2 separate regions of the Homo sapiens genome follow, and region 2 is linked to region 1. A link is an interaction called in ENCODE POLR2A ChIA-PET data of the cell type or tissue named here. Cell type or tissue: OCI-LY7. All regions are shown on one strand. Each heading gives the region's core, and the rest is flanking DNA. Links, peaks and the distances in the headings are about the cores only. Region 1 has its middle 7.0 kb from the start of TCHP. Region 2 overlaps IFT81 (intraflagellar transport 81).

Evidence for each region. Peaks named below come from ENCODE experiments on the same cell type or tissue, not always from the same donor. Only the 100,000 strongest peaks of a DNase experiment are listed, where the experiment ranks them.
Region 2: POLR2A ChIA-PET joins it to region 1 with 11 read pairs; 4 of 35 experiments call an interaction of 5 or more read pairs at or near these places.

What each region holds. Positions count from the first base shown.
Region 1 is chr12:109,891,866-109,894,674 of GRCh38, forward strand. It overlaps a transcript of TCHP not described here. Among named protein-coding and RNA genes, the nearest start is that of TCHP, 7.0 kb to the right of the region's middle. RefSeq lists a silencer at 1-12. In OCI-LY7, for the core only: no CTCF peak of the experiment used is centred there; DNase peaks (open chromatin) are centred at 1,086 and 1,556; H3K4me3 peaks cover 395 bases; H3K27ac peaks cover 951 bases.
Region 2 is chr12:110,131,517-110,134,325 of GRCh38, forward strand. It overlaps IFT81 (intraflagellar transport 81), which reads left to right. Exons shown (of 19, transcript NM_014055.4): 5 at 1,031-1,120. Among named protein-coding and RNA genes, the nearest start is that of IFT81, 8.6 kb to the left of the region's middle. In OCI-LY7, for the core only: no CTCF peak of the experiment used is centred there; no DNase peak of the experiment used is centred there.

The sequences.
Region 1 (2,809 bases), core at 73-2,572:
CGCTCTGCTAATTTCTGTATATTTAGTAGAGACGGGGTTTCACCATATTGGCCAAGCTGGTTACCAACTCCTGACCTCAGGTGATCCACCTGCCTCAGCAAGTAGAAACCTTGTCTCAAAGTTTCTACTCAAGGTTTCAGTAGAAACCTTGTCTCTACTGAAAATACAAAAATTAGCTGGGCGTGGTGGCGCATGCCTGTAGTCCCAGCTACCCAGGAGACTGAGGCATGAGAATTGCTTGAACCCAGGAGGTGGAGGTTGCAGTGACCTGAGATTGTGCCATTGCACTCCAGCCTGGACAACAGAGCAAGATACCATCTCAAAAAAAAATCATTTATTTAATGCTTCAATGAAAGCTATGGAAGAAAAATACAGTATGTCCTGACACCAAGTGACCTGGTCAGAGGGAATCAGGAGGGCTTCTCCAAGGAAGGGACATTTACACTGGGATCCTGAAGTCTGAGTAGGAGTTAGCAGAGGGGAAGGGTCTTCCAGACAGAGGGAACAGCATAGCAGGAAAGGTGGTGGTGAGAGATAAAGAAATGACCAGTGTGGCCAGTGATGTCAGCAGGGGACCAGACCAGGCTGGACACAGTGGTATGGGCTTCATGCCAAGGGAAATGGGGAGCCATGGAAGGTTCAAGGCTGAGAAGATGATGGAACTGCTCTGATGTGGTCTACCAGTCATCTTGAACTTTGGGACTTAGGAAGTAGAGGTTGTCTGTCATCCAGGAATGGCCAGTGGGTGCCTGTGGGCAGGAAAGTCACAGAAAACACAGGACTGACCTGATGCCCCATTTTGGTGGACTGTGCCCCATACCTGACACCCCAGCAGAAGGGAATTGGTGCGGGATTTGGGATGGGAACCCTGATGCACTGTAAAGACCATCAGAGTGCTCTGCCCAACTACTCTAAGCCTCAGTGGGGTTACTCTAACTCATACTCCTAGAGACACTGTGAGGATGAAGGTGGTCACCCAGGAACAGGACAATCAAGGTTCAGTAACTGGTAAGCAGGTGTTGGCTGAGTCTCCTCCTCTTTGTGGCTTCAGTTTCTGCCTCTACACACGGAGTCTACCAGCTGCTTTCACTATCACGCTGGCTCTGCCACTTACCTCATTTAGGCACACACTCCCCATTTCTGAGCCCCCATTTCCTCCTCTATAAAGCAAGGGCTTTGGGTGGGGTGAGCTTCAGCAAGCTGGAACCTGTGGTCTTAAATTGTGAACATCAGGCCGGGCGCAGTGGCTCATGCCTGTAATCCCAGCACTTTGGAAGGCTGAGGTGGGTGGATCACCTGAGGTCAGGAGTTCAAGACCAGCCTTGCCAACATGGTGAAACATGGTCTCTACTAAAAATACAAAATTAACTGGGTGTGGTGGTGCATGCCTGTAATCCCAGCTACTCAGGAGACTGAGACAGGAGAATCGCTTGCACCTGGGAGGCAGAGGCTGCATTAAGCTGAGATCTGCACCATTGCACTCCAGCCTGGGCAACAAGAGTGAAACTCCTTCTCAAAAAAAAAAAAAAAAAATTGTGAGCATCAGATCCAGCAGGGCATCTTGTCACCAAGGATTGCTCTTGGGCCCAGTCCCCAGAGAGAACTCTAGCTCTGGGGAGGAAGTTGGATGTTTATCATGTGTCTTTCACAGGATACTTCTTTATGCTGGTGGCTTGCCTAATGCCAAAGTGTCCCATGACCCATGACCAGGTGTCCTTCTCCCAGGAAACATGTTGAGATCGGCTGATGCCCTTGTGGCTCTTGTTTCACCTATATCCAGTTTATTCCAAACAAGACAGCCACTCTCTAGGAGAGCCTGACCGGGAGGGGTGAGCATTGAGTTCAGGTGTGTTGGTCGAGTGAAACACAGAGGGAGCAACTCAACAAAAATAGCAGAAGCAGTTTATTACTCACAGATCCAGAGAGCAGCGAGCAGGGTTTGCATAGCCAATGGAAATGGGAAGCTATTTGGGACATGTGTGCTTAACCAATGGGGACAGAGAGAGAGAGAAATATGGGCTAAAGACTTTATTGGAGGCCAGGCACGGTGGCTCATGCCTGTAATTCCAGGACTTTGGGAGGTTGAGGCACGTGGATTACTTGAGGTCAGAAGTTCAAGACCAGCCTGGCCACTATGGTGAAATGCCATCTCTACTAAAAATACAAACATTAGCCAGGCATGGTGGCAGGTGCCTATAATCTCAGCTACTCAGGGAGGCTGAAGCAGGAGAATCGCTTGAACCCACGAGGTGGAGGTTGCAGTGAGCCAAGATTACACCACTGTACTCTAGCCTGGGCAACAGAGTGAGACTCAGTCTTAAAAAAAAAAAAAAATGTAATCTCAGCACTTTGGGAGGCCGAGGCGGGCGGATCACGAGATCAGGAGTTCAAGACCATCCTGGTTAACACGGTGAAACCCTATCTCTACTAAAAAATACAAAAAAATTAGCCGGGCGTGGTGGTGGGCACCTGTAATCCCAGCTACTGAGGAGGCTGAGGCAGGAGAATGGTGTGAACCCGGGAAGCCGAGCTTGCAGTGAGCCACCAAGATTGTGCCACTGCACTCCAGCCTGGGCAACAGAGCAAGACTCCGTCTCAAAAAAAAAAAAGAAAAAAAAGGCCGGGTGCAGTGGCTCATGGCTGTAATCCCAGCACTTTGGGAGGCCGAGGTGGGCAGATCACCTGAGGTCAGAAGTTCAATACCAGCCTGACCAACATGGAGAAACCCCATCTCTACTAAAAATACAAAATTAGTTGGGCGTAGTGGCGCATGTATGTAATCCCAGGTATTTGGGAGGCTGAGGCAGGA
Region 2 (2,809 bases), core at 208-2,707, 240 kb after region 1:
TTTGTATTTTTAGTAGAGACAGGGTTTCACCATGTTGGCCAGGCTGGTCTCGAACTCCTGACCTCAAGTGATCCATCTGCCTCAGCATCCCAAAGTGCTAGGATTACAGGTGTGAGCCACCTCACCTGGCCCATTCAACTACTTTATATTAAACACCTCCATGGGTTATGCACTGTGCTAGGCCCTAGGGATACAAGGGTGTACACAATGAATATGATTCTTTTCCTCTTGGCTCTCACTATATGATGGAGGGAGACAGACAGAAAATTATAATAGTCAGTTATAATTGTACATGATATCTACTCTGATAGGATAGATAAAGGGCCAGAGAAGGCTTCTCTGAGAATAGTAGAATCTATGTGAAGACTTGAAGGATGAAAAGGAGTTGCTTAAGTTATGGGTGAGGGAGTCATAGATGTATAAGCTGGACGTGAGAGCATGGAATGTTCAGGAACTCAGACATCAACATAGCTAGTGTAGAGTGTGAAGCAGGAAAGTAACCAGAAATGAAGATAGAGAAGTATTTAGTGTTAAGATGGTAGAGATGTACTTTTTTGTACCCTATATAAATGTATAAGGATGTGTTTTTGTGTTTTTAATGCTGTTCTTACAATGACTTAAGTAATCGCTGTAAGTTAATAGATAACCTGATTAAGAAAACTCTATGGCTAGGCGCGGTGGCTCACGCCTGTAATCCCAGCACTTTGGGAGGCCAAAGCGGATGGATCATGAGGTCAGGAGTTCGAGACCAGCCTGAACATGGTGAAACCCCGTCTCTACTAAAAATACAAAAATTAGCCGGGCGTGGTGGCGCGCGCATGTAATCCCAGGTACTCAGGAGGCTGACGCAGGAGAATCGCTTGAATCTGGGAGGCGGAAGTTGTAGTGAGCCGAGATCGTGCCACTGCACTCCAGGCTGGGCGACAGAGCAAGAGTCTGTCTCAAAAAAAAAAAAAAAAGAAAGAAAGAAAGAAAGAAAACTCTACTGGATCTAGTTATTAGTTTATAATTTCTTAACTTATTCTTCTAGTATGAAGAGTTAATGGAAGCCTTTAAAACTTTGCATAAAGAATATGAGCAGCTCAAGATATCTGGATTTTCTACAGCAGAAATAAGAAAGGTAAAGGAAAGAAAACATAGTAACAATTTTTTTGGGATTTGAATAATATTGGATTTAGCATTTTATTAATTCAGTATGAGTCTTAAGACTATATGGAGACTAGTGATAGCAAATGGCACATTTTACTTTGTGGGGGGACCTTTGGTAGTTCCTTACTGATGAAATTGATGAGACTGGGGTAAATTCACGATGAGTAGTTACTTACAGTACGGAAGAAGAGTGATATATGTCCATCTACTATTCCTCCATTATGTCCTGTAAGTAAACCAGAATAATGACAAGAACCTAGAGTCTATATTTTAATTTATTCATTATTACTAAAGCTTTCTCTCTCTTTTTTTTTTTTTTTTTTGAGACAGGGTCTCACTCTGTCATTCAGACTGGAGTACAGTGGTGTGATCACAGCTCACTACAGTCTCGACATCCCAGGTTCAAATGATCCACATGCCTGAGCCTCCTGAGTAGCTGGGACTACAGGCATGCGCCACCATGCCCAGCTAATTTTTGTATTTTTTTGTAGAGACGGGATTTTGCCATGTTGCCCGGGTTGGTCTTGACCTCCTGGGCTCAAGCTATCCTCCCACCTTGGCCTCTCAAAGTACTGGGATTATAGGCATGAGCCACTGCTGCACCTAGCCTTTATTTCTTGTTTAATCATATTTTCTAAATTTTCTACAAAGCATATGTTCAAGAATACTTTAGTAGGCCAGGCATGGTAGCTCATGCCTGTAATCCAAACACTTTGGGTGGCCGAGGCTGGAGGATCATTTGAGCCCAAGAGTTTGAGACCAGCCTGGGCATGATGGCAAGATTCTGTCTCCAGAAAAAAAAAAAAAAACAAATTAGCCAGGCATGGTGGTGCACGCCTGTAGTCCCAGCTACTCAGGAAGCTGAGGCAGGAGGATCACTTGAGCCTGGGAGTTCAAGGCTGCAGTGAGCTATGATCATACCACTGCACTCTAGCTGGGTGACAGAGTGAGAACTTGTCTCAAAAAAAAAGAAAAGAAAAAATAATTCACTCATAATCTCGTTCTCCAGAGACAACTATGGTTGACATTTTGATAAATATATTTAAATCTTTTTCTTGGTATTCTGTAGATAAATGTTGTAATCCGCCTCTTTCAATTAATGTCATTTCATGACTTTTTCTCATGTCATTAAACATTCTTCTGCATGATTTTTAATGACTTTCATTGTATTATGTGGTGATTTATTTAACAATCCTCATACATTTTGGTCATTTCCAAATTGTAGATGTAACTTGCATTAATGAGAATCTTTACAGAGGATGTCTTTTCATGAATGTTTTATTCGGACAAATCATCAGATATAAAATTACTGGGCTAGAAGGGATGAACATTTATTTTAAGATTTTTTTTTTTGAGACGGAGTCTCACTCTGTCACCCAGGGTGGAGTGCAATGGCGCAATCTTGGCTCACTGCAACCTCCACCTCCTGGGTTCAAGCGATTCTCCTGCCTCAGCCTCCCAAGTAGCTGGGATTACAGGCACTTGCCACCACGCCTGGCTAGTTTTGTATTTTTAGTAGAGACAAAATTTCAACATGTTGGCCAGGCTATATTTTAAGACTTTTGATATTGTTCTTCAGTACAGTGCTATCGGTAATGAGTAAGAGTGCCCATTTTTCCAAATTCTGTCAATACTGACTACCGTGTATATTTTACCTTTA